Regions from separate parts of the Homo sapiens genome. Here region 2 is linked to region 1. Evidence: chromatin loops called from intact Hi-C (ENCODE). Cell type or tissue: ovary. All regions are shown on one strand. Links, peaks and the distances in the headings refer to the core of each region. The heading gives the core; the rest is flanking DNA.

Region 1 (5,440 bases), core at 234-5,233:
CAGAAGCTGCTACTGTCCATCAAAACTGTGCTAAGAGGCCGTGTGCCAGAATCATGTATCCTTACAACCACAGCAACGGGAAATTTCTAAAACCAAGGTGATGGAGAGGAGCAGATTTGGGGTCACACAGCAGCACTGCGCTCCAGCTCTTCCCAGCAGCCTCTCAGGGGCTGGTGTCCTGAGGTTATGTCCCAGGGTCTTGAAAAAAGCCAGAAACAGCACCTTCTCACTAGGGAAGAAACACACACACACCCCTTCTTTCCCAAGCCCCTCGCCACCCAAACAATTCTTAAAATTCTGATGTTAATCACATTGGGAGCATTTCCTTTTACTTATTAAAATGTGCTTGCATTTCAGCCAGAGAGATTTAGATGGTAACTGGTTTCTATAAGCCTGGAAGTATTTCTGAAGGATTATGATTCAACATGAAATGCACATTCTTGACCTTATTATCTCCAACTTTCCTGGGTCTGGCCAAAGGTCCTCAGAAAAGGCTTTTTAAACAAAGATCCTGGTGTGAACTGCTGCTGAGCTTTGTTCTTTCATTTTTCATGCCTTGTAAATAATTCCTGTTTAAATTCAAAACTTCCTCAGTTGTGTCTCTACAGATTCCTTCACAGAATCCTTGCTCTCTTCCCATGTGAACTGAGGTTAAAAACATGACATACAAGCAGATGATGTTCAAGTCACCGGCATCTTGTATTCTTCCAAATTCAATGTTAAAACGTTCAAAAAACATTATGTCAATAAGGCTCCATTCCCCCCTAAACGTACATTGTTGATTCTACCAAAATGGAATACCTTTTTGGAGTTGAAAACATTGACCAGCTCTGGGTCTCCGAGATTGAGTCTGGAAGGCACCTCCCACATTGAACCTACCTGTCTGCGTTTTTTGGCTTCAAGTATTAAAGCTTCCTTTGGCAGAAATCCCTTTGAACACCAATAGGGTGCGTTGCTTTTCTTCTTCTTCTTCTTTTTTTTTTTTTTTTTTTTTAACTTTTTAGTTAATTCGTTAATAACCTCCTGACTAGGAGGGCTGGTTAGGATGTTCAGGTCAAAGGACAGTGGGATGCTGAACCCACAACCCCACATCCTCATTGGCCCCCATCGCACTCCCCGTCGCCCCCACCCCCAAAGTCTTTGCTTCCAAACCATTGAGTCCTCCCGCAAATGCCCTGGAAACTCTTCTCCGGGAAATCCCGGCTGTCCCGCCTACCGCCCGCGCATGGAAGCGCCTGATGACAATCAGGATACCACCAAGGGTTCCTCCCTGCGCGTCCCTCTGGGATCTGAGATGACCAAGACCTCGAATGGAAGGGGGTCGTCCTAAGAATTGAGGGAAGCGAGCTTTACCTTGACGAAGAGGGTGATGTCGTGCTCCTGCCCCAGGGCCCGGGGCTCGGACGCCTCTCCGTCCTCCCGGCGGCCGTTCACGCGCGCGGCCTCGCCGCTACCCTCGGCGGGGCCCTCCTCGGCCAGGTGGTTGCTGAGCTGGGCCTCAGGCTCCGCGGCGCCCCTGGAGGCCTCCCCATGTGGGCTGCTGTCGGGGGATTCCTCTTCGCCCCCCGCTGCTTCCTCCTCCCTTGGCCCCTCCGGGCTCCGCTCTCGTCTCTCTTCGTCCTCCCCCGGCTCCTGCTGTGGCCCATCCCCTACCCTGTCCTCGCCAGCGTCTGCCCTTGCGTCCCCGGGGGCCGCTTCTTCGGACCCCTTTACCCCCGGGACCTCCGCCTCCTCCGCTGCGTCCCAGGCGAGCTCACCGGGGCTGCGCCCCGCACTCTCCCCGGCTGCGACCTCAATTGCCTCGGCCTGGGGCGAGAGGCTGCCGTCCCCCGATTGCTGCGGCTCACCCGAGACCCGGCGCGCCCTTCCTGCCGGACCCTCGGCGTCCATGCTGTCCCCCGCCGGGCCTTCGGCTTCTACGCTGTCCCCCGCCGGGACCCCCGCTTCTACGCCGTCCCCCGCCGGGTCCCCCGCCTCTACGCTGTCCCCCACCCGGCCCTCCGCGTCTACGCTGTCCCCCGCCGGACCTTCCGCGTCTACGCTGTCCCCCACCCGGCCCTCCGCGTCTACGCTGTCCCCCGCCGGGCCCTCGGCTTGTATGTTGTCCCCCAGCGGGCCCTCCGCGTCTACGCTGTCCCCCGCCGGACCTTCCGCGTCTACGCTGTCCCCCACCCGGCCCTCCGCCTCTACGCTGTCGCCCGCCGGGCCCTCCGCTTCTATGTTGTCCCCCAGCGGGCCCTCCGCGTCTACGCTGTCCCCCGCCTCCCCGGACGCGCTACCTTCCGGGACCTCAGGCCTCTGCTCCGCCTCCTCCTGCCTCTCGGGGGCCGCAGAGTCCTCGGGCTCCCTCTGAGCCTCCCCGCGGGGCTCGCCCTGCGCGCCGCGTCCCGGGCTCGCCCCCTCCACCTGCTGCGCGCCGCTTGTCTCCTCCCCTCCTTGGGGCACCTCGGCACCCTCCGGGGCTCCCTCCTCGGCCTCAGTCTCGCCGTGCGCCCCCCTCGTGCCCCGCGCCTCGGCCTCCGGGCCCCTGTCTGGCCCGCCGCCTCCTGCCTCCTTCACAGCGGCGGCGCCCCTCGGCGCCTCCTCTGCGCCCTCGCTCCCCTCCGGCCCTTCTGCCTCCCCGCCCGCGGCTCCTGGCTCTCCGGGTCTCTCAGCCAGAGGCGCGGGGACCTCCGGCGGCCCCTGGGGACCCGGGGCAACCCCCTCCGGCTCCGCGGCCTCGGCCATGGCCGCAGATCCCTGTCCTTGATCGGGACTCCTTCCTTGACGCTGCTTAAGGGTCGGTGGCGCTGGGCAAGGGGCGTGCTACGGGGCCCTCTGTGCTCCTTGAAGGACGCCGGCTCCGGGATCCTGCGGCAAAGGTTTAGCCGGGGCACTGGGGCCTTGCGCAGGACCCGCAGGGCAAACTCCGCTTGGCCCCAAGCCTCTGCGCCCCTTCTGCCCAGCTGAAACTCCCTGGACTCTTCCTCCACTGCTGGAGCTTCTCCCCGATTGCGCGTCTGCTTCCCACCGGGACCCCAATCTCGCCCGCGGGCCGCGGAGGTGCAGTGCACGGCTGGAGAGGGCTGCTTCGCTCCTGCGCCTTTGGAAGTGCCCGGCCCGCTGTCCGCTGTCCTGGGGTTGACCAGAAGTCCTTGGTGCCAACTCCATCCCCTGGGGCTTGGGCGGGGTTTGTCTTCCCCTCCTCCCTCCTTTGTTTGGGTAGCCTAGGAGCTTGGCCAATGACAGCCTTTCTCGTGACCCTTGTGGATGTTGATGAAAAGATTCTGGTTCTCCTGGCCGCTTGGGTGTTGTTCTCTAGAATGGCTTCAAGTTCCAGAGTCACTTAAATCACCCCCTCCAAACACACACCCCGACACCCAAACACCTAATCCCCACCTTACCCCAGGAGTGAAGCATCAAGCTCCCCCGGTACCCAACTGAAGATGTCCACATTGTGCCTGATGTCCAAGAGCAAGGGTGTAAATCCCTGAGAGAAGAAGCTGGGGAGGCTACGCTGGCCGCCTTCCCATGTCTGCAGGGCCCCCGGAGAGGTTCCAGAGGCCCCTCATATAGACGCACAAGGAGCCAGTCGAGTTTCTCTGACCAGAGATGGGCGCTGTTGTCCATGAGGGTCCGCTTCTCCGGGCCTGTCTGGAGGATCGTGGGAGCCCTGCGCTGGAAAAAGGTTACACCTTCATCTCCCGGGTCTCTTAAGACTGTAAGAGTCTGTGTATCTTGCTGATTCTCCTAGATTTCTAAACTCACCACCAGTGCTTCTGCCTCCAAGTTAAGAGCTTGGGAATCTGGAGGTGGAGAAAAGAAAATCCAAGATGTGAAAGAGGGGAGCTATGGAATTCCCTGGGTTAGGGTTCTCCCAGGATCACAGACCCAATACCTACTTTAAAAAGGAAGTTATTATGGTGAAAAGTATGTCGTAAGTTTATTATAAGCCAGGCTACTTCTAGTGGGTTACCAAGAAACTGGGTTACCCAAGGTGGCACTATGTAAATGTGGTGGAACGGGGATCCCAGCTCAAGACTGACTTGATTCATCAGGCTTTATATGGCTTTGATATTGGCCTAAGATACATGAGCCCCTCATGCCCACAGAAGGTTGTTTTCGTTGAAAGAGCTGGGTGTGCCTTTGATGTGGCTTGGGGTCACACCTTTGGCCATGAACATAATGTGTCTCCTTCTACTTCCCATTGCTCATCACTGATGGATGACAGGACAGGAGCCCAGAGACACTCAGCTTCATGCTACCTTTCTCCAAGGCTGTGCTCTGTCTGGGTAGGTACAGGCCAGAAGCTTCATCACCACAAAGTGGCATCTAGTCAAAGCATGACACTCACACAGGTGAGCCAGAGATGCACGTGAGCCGTAAAAGCTCTAGGCACCTAGAAAAGGAATCCTGCTGCATTCACCGGGGCAAGGTAGCAGCCATCACCCTTATCTTGTAAAGAAAGATGAAGCCAGCACGTTCAGCCCGGAACAGCAAACACAGTACAGGTTTACAGTGCTTTATGCAAATCCCATGAGCCCGGATGTGTTTCAGAAAACAGAATTGTTAGAAAGATGATTGAGTGATTTTACTGTATATTACATAACACAGAACATCACTTTGTGATCAAACACATTAATATTTCTGCAGTAAGACAGGCATCACATTTGGTGAGATATGGTAAAATCATACAAGCTTCAGGCCCCCCACCCCCAGTTTAGGTTCACCTCCAGCTGAGTTCAAGCCTTTCTGGTTCTGATTCTAGATGAGTTCCCAAAACAGCTTTCAGTATTCAGAGCCTTTTAGGATTTCAGAATGTGTATAAAAGGATTGTGGACCTGTGAACCATTGAAGGGCTCTGGGTTTATTTGCGCTGCTTAGAAAAATGTGAGATTAGTTAGATACATAACTTTGTCCTTAATAACAAACCGTCTTCAATGCTCAATGTTTACAAAGAACCAAATTAAAGACACTCATGCGAGTAATAATATTTAGCAAATTCTTTTAGCAAAGTCAGTAGATAAGAATTTCTGTCAATAGAGTGTCTTGTGACATTAGCTTACCCCCCAAAGTATAAAACTAACTGAGGAAAGTATTTTCCAAAACTAGTTCAGGTTGGTGCATATGTATTTGAAGGCACGTGTGTATTCAGTCATTCAGGAAATATTTCATAAACTCTAACTCAATCAAACTTGATAGAAATGTGCTGGCTATTGGGGGGGGGTGTGGTTGGAATATCTAGAAAAACCTCCTTTTGAATTGAGCTAAAGATGATCAGCTACTGTTTGCAGACTTGGCACAGTCGGAAACAAAGCTGTTGGCTGAGTGGCTGAGAACTGGCCTGAATAATGTCCTTGCAGAAAAACAATGCTAATAAAGTCTATTCTGTCCTGGAAACTGATCCTGTGGATCACACAAGGCTATTTGATCTTATAGGGTTTGGATTTATTCTTTTATA
Region 2 (5,311 bases), core at 14-5,013, 66 kb after region 1:
TGAGACCGAGTCTTGCTCTGTTGCCCAGGCTGGAGTACAATGGCACGATCTCAGCTCACTGCAACCTCTGCTTCCCGGGTTCAAGTGATTGTCCTGCCTCGGCCTCCTGAATAGCTGGGATTACAGGTGCCTGCCACCACGCCCGGCTAATTTTTGTATTTTTAGTAGAGACAGGGTTTCACCATGTTGGCCAGGTTGGTCTCAAACTCCTGACCTTGTGATCCACCCGCCTCGGCCTCCCAAAGTGCTGGGATTACAGGTGTGAGCCACTCCACCTGGCTGCTGCTTATCATCTTAAAGCATGGCATTAATGCGAGTGAATTTTTCATATATCTTTCACATCTCATTTCAATCCTAGGATAGCTCTGTGAAGAGAGTGTTTTTACCTACGGGAAACAGAGATTCACATGAGTTACGACTCTTCATTCTTTCAGTCATGTATTTATATTATATTAGGGTTCTCTAGATGGACAGAACTAATAGGATAGATCGATATATATAAAGAGGAGTTAAAAGGGAGTTTGTTAAGGAGTATTGACGCACACAATCCCAAGGTGAGGTCCGACAATAGGCTGTCTACAAGCTGAGGAGCAAGGAAGCCAGTCTGAGTCCCAAAGCTGAAGAACCTGGAGTCTAATGTTTGAGAGCAGGAAGCATCCAGCGCAGGAGAAAGATGGAGGCTGAGAGGCTAAGCCAGTTTAGTCTTTTCACATTCTTCTGCCTGCTTTTATTCTGACAGCTGATTAGATGGTGCCCACGCAGATAGAGGGTGGGTCCGCCTTTCCCAGTCCACTGACTCAAATGTTAATCTCCTCTGGCAACACCCTCACAGACACATTCAGGAACAATACTTTGCATCTTTCAATCCAATCAAGTTGACACTTAATATTAACTATCACATATATGTAATGGATGTTTATGCATGCCGATGGCGTGCCAGGCAGGTGGCACCCTGCTGCTCAGGTGGAAGGCAGTGCCTGGACACTGGCACCAGGCAGACCCAGATTTGAATCCTGGCTCCATCAATCCATTCATTCATTCATTTATTCAACAAATACCTTTTGGGTGCCATCTCTGTTCTGAGCACTGTGCTGGTTGCAAAACCAGCTGTGGGGCCCCAGGCTGGCAGCCCACTTCCCCAGTGTAAGGAGGGCACAGCTCTAGACAGATCTTGGTGAATGACAAACACCACCTCTCCCTTCACGGAACTCACAGCCCACTTGCCTGTCATTCCCCACACCCTCATAAGGTAAATCAGAGTTTTCCATGTAGGAATCTGCTCAAAAAGAGCATTTCTTCAATGTGATTCTAGTTCTCTTCCACACAGCTTCTCTGGCTTACACCCGTACCCTGTTTTGTCCAGCATGTGGCTAGAGAGGAGGTACATTTCAGTCACTTAAACTTTGTGTCTTTAATTGGTCTTGGAAACATATACAGTACTGATCTGAGATGACCCCTGTGTCAGGGATGATTTAAATGACCCCAAGATGGCCGGGTGCTGTGGCTTATCCCTGTAATTTCAGCACTTTGGGAGGCTGAGGCGGGCAGATCACCTGAGGTCAGGAGTTGAAGACCAGCCTGGCCAACGTGGCAAAACCCCATCTCTATTAAAAAATACAAAAATTAGCCGGGCGTAGTGGTGGGCGCCTGTAATCCTAGCTACTCGGGAGGCTGAGGCAGGAGAATCGCTTGAACCCGGGAGGCGGAGGTTGCAATGAGCCAAGGTTGTGCCACTGTACTTCAGTCTGGGCAACAGAGCTGTGTCTCAAAAAGAAAAAAGAAGTGACCCCAAGACGGATTCTGTCCAGTTACTGCTTGAAGATTTGCCAAAAATAGCCTCACAAGGCCAGATCACTTGAGTAAAATGTTTCTCAAAACATCTGCCAACATTGAAGACTTTTCCAAATGTCATGATGGCAATTATTGATTGATAAGGTGACATGTCTCATCCACTTTGTCCATCCTGGCTTATGCCTGTCATCCAAGTGAAATCATTAGTAGCACCCTCTCCCACTCTGAAGCTTGAGTGATAAATTATAATTATAGGTCCTCTATTCACTTAGCACTTACAATCAATTATACTTACAATCAATTATAGGTCTCCTATTTACTTAGCACTTACCACTTGTGCCAGATATTTTAGGTACATCATCTCTTTGAATCCTTCTTACAGCCTTCTAAGATATATACTATTATTTCCCCATTTCATAGATGAAGGAGACTTCTTCACCCTTTATAAAAATAATAAGCACTGTGGAATCCCGGGGTAACTGGATATCCGACTCTGGGGTTCTCGAAGTCCTGGGACCAGAAGGTTCTTCCAAGGCTGTGCCTTTCATCTCTTCAGTGAGAAATTCGTGCTGAGAAGGGTGACGAAATTTCCTCAAGGGTGCTCAATAGATACTAGCAAAACTCAAAAGCAGGTCTTTTTTTCTTGCAGCCTGCTGGTTTTACTCTGCCCACTTAATTCTCCAACGAATAATGTTCTCCCCTTTCCCAGCGCCATCCAAAAGAACCCGGAGCATACAAACCGGGGGACTTCGGGAGTCCAAGCCAGCTGGAACCCGGTAATATTGCCAGGGAAGGCTGTCCCCAGGCCGCAGGTAGGGAGAAGCAGTCTCCAGCTTGTGGAGGGGCCGGAGAGCTTTGCACCGAGGGCCTGTCCAATGCTGTTCAAAGACCAGCGGTCGCCGCCGGGGGGCAGTAACTTCATGTGTGTGCTGCAGTGGAGCTTGCTGGTTGACTTACACTTTATTTCAGGCATCAAAGGCAAAGTGCACTTTCAGAAGGGAGAAGTCATGCCTTGTGCTGCAGAGAAGCTATTATTATAAAGATAAGTGTGTAATTGAACCTTTCAAGTGGAGAGACACCCCTCTCCCTCCAGCAGAAACTGTGCAGGTGAGAAAGCCGCTTCCTGAGTGGACCTATTCCCTGCTGCTGGGAGATGCTGCCCGCTTTGTTTAGAATACAAATAGGGGAACGTGCTCACCTGAAGGGGAGACTTTTGAAAGGAATGACCCTCCTCCTGAAGATGACTGAAATTATCAGCATTATTATGAAAAGAATATGAAATATGAAAATATCAGCATAAAGAAATACAGAGAGAGAACTCAGATGAAAACATTTTATTTCAGAGATAATGGGAATTTTCTGAGCTGGCTTCAGGTATTAGGTTACTCAGTAGATTAAGAAGGAAAAGCTTTTGCTGGTAGGCAGGTCACCCGGATGATTCCAGAATTACCACCACTCTAGTCAAGTAGTGACAGTGTTCTGGGCTGGAGTCACGATTCTGGGGAATTTGTACAGCTTCCCTCACATGCATCCCAACCTGTAGATCTCAGGTGGTCTGGTCCGCAATCAGTAAAACTGCTGTGCAGCCCCTCAAAACAGACCACCCTTCAGAAAAATTCACTGTGTTACAGTTCATGAACTGCCTGGAAACACCTGCAGGTGTTTGGAAAGTGATTCAGGGTTCATTTGTATTGGTATCTCTTTCTAGAATAGCTAAATTCAAGATGTATCTTTCAAACTAGACACAGGGTGAAATGGGGTGCGGGTATAGAGCTTGTTGGTTGTGGGGGTGACTTCCTGCATTTAGTGAAAGGGGTGGTTATGCAGAGGCAGCACAGAGCATTCTGTGTTGCATTTGTGGCTTGGAATGAAGTGGACCCAGCTGGCTGCCTTCGGGGCTGTGCCTGAGATTCTGAGCATCTTCAGCTTTGTGTCTGTAAAGAGGTCTAGATGGTGGCTTACTAGGATGCTGTGAGAATTGCATGTAGCATGGTAACGTTTGTGATCGTATCAAGGACAGGAGATACTCAGAAAATATTTATTTAGTCTTTATGAAGGATCTTGTTTTAATGTCAATGAATATGTTGTTACCAGTTTTATATTAGGTCAATGTTTAATTTTTTGCTTATTTTTCTGTGCATCTATTTTCTTTAGGTGCAGGTTTTGTTGCTGCTTATTAATCTTAGTAATTTTCATGGCTCAGCTGAGAGTGCAGTGAGTGTGAAGGTGTCTATACCTACACATGTGATCACTGTTATCTCTGAATCCTGAATGTGGACAGCATTCACCTTCTTTTTTTTTTTTTTTTTTTTGAGACAGAGTCTCACTCTGTTGCCCAGGCTGGAGTGCAGTGGCACGATCTCGGCTCACTGCAAGCTCCGCCTCCCAGGTTCACGCCATTCTCCTGCCTCAGCCTCCCAAGTAGCTGGGACTACAGGCGCCCACCACCACGCCTGGCTAATTTTTTGTATTTTTAGTAGAGATGGGGTTTCACCGTGTTAGCCAAGATGATCTCGATCTCCTGACCTCGTGATCCGCCCACCTTGGCCTCCCAAAGTGCTGGGATTACAGGTGTGAGCCACCGTGCCCAGCCTAGCATTCACCTTCTTTATAGATGGACACCCACCTTAGTTTAGAGTTGTTCTTGTTAAACTACATCAATGTACAGCAGTAAGGAGGGTTGGTCTGGATTCAAATCCCAGTTCTGCCAGTAACCAGCTGTGTGACCTTGGGCAAGTAACTTAACTTCTCTGCACTTAGGTCTCCTGGTTTATCAAGTGGGATTATAAAAGCTCCTACCTCCTGGGGTTGTGTTGTGAGGATGAAAAGACATAATACAAATAGAGGGCTTACAATAATATCAGGCTCATAGTAAGTATTTAGTATGAGTTAGCAATTTTATTAAAATGCAGAAATTACAGTGTCTACATTGCTTGCAGCTGCTTAACCTGTTCCTGGGACAGTGCCTGCCACATAGTAGGCACTTAATAAATATTTGTGTATCAGTGGAAGTAAAACATCATCATGAACAAGAAAATATTGTTAAGTCCATTAAATAATAAGCTTTATTTTCCCATGAGTAACTTAGGCACTTTCAGAAGCTGTGTGCATTTTTTCAGGCCAGGGGGTCCTGCAGCTTAAAAATTTTGCAGTGGTGTGTGCCTGCATGCATGTGTGTTTGTGAACACACGTGCATGTGTGTATGAAATGAACAGATTTAGATACTGAATATTCAGAATACCGCAGCACCATATATGCTATGCCAGCAGACTGGCATGGCTTATTAACACTTATAAATGCTTAGAAAAACCTGTATTAATTTCACTATAGTATGTTGAGACTTTGCTAAAAGGATGTTTTAATGTGAAATGAGCTTTGCTACAAAGTTGCAAACAACTTAAGACTCTAAACACTTTTTTGAAAATAAATCTCAACATAATGAATATGAAAGCCTCATGAACTATAAAGCATAAAAATCATTATTATTGAAGAAAGAAATCCTAGGCTTCTTAGCACAACT

The links. Peaks named below come from ENCODE experiments on the same cell type or tissue, not always from the same donor. Only the 100,000 strongest peaks of a DNase experiment are listed, where the experiment ranks them.
Region 2: a loop joins it to region 1, with 4 times the contacts of the local background. A loop is called at or near these places in 3 of 110 quality-filtered maps.

What each region holds. Positions count from the first base shown.
Region 1 is chr21:34,666,676-34,672,115 of GRCh38, reverse strand. It overlaps CLIC6 (chloride intracellular channel 6), which reads right to left and starts at 3,122. Exons shown (of 6, transcript NM_053277.3): 1 at 1,354-3,122. The coding sequence starts at 2,727. RefSeq lists silencers at 1,410-1,489, 2,390-2,829. In ovary, for the core only: no CTCF peak of the experiment used is centred there; DNase peaks (open chromatin) are centred at 1,649 and 2,781; H3K4me3 peaks cover 1,740 bases.
Region 2 is chr21:34,600,610-34,605,920 of GRCh38, reverse strand. The region is part of intron 1 of RCAN1 (regulator of calcineurin 1); the gene reads left to right. Among named protein-coding and RNA genes, the nearest start is that of RCAN1, 12 kb to the left of the region's middle. In ovary, for the core only: a CTCF peak has its summit at 2,692 (motif pointing right); a DNase peak (open chromatin) is centred at 2,680.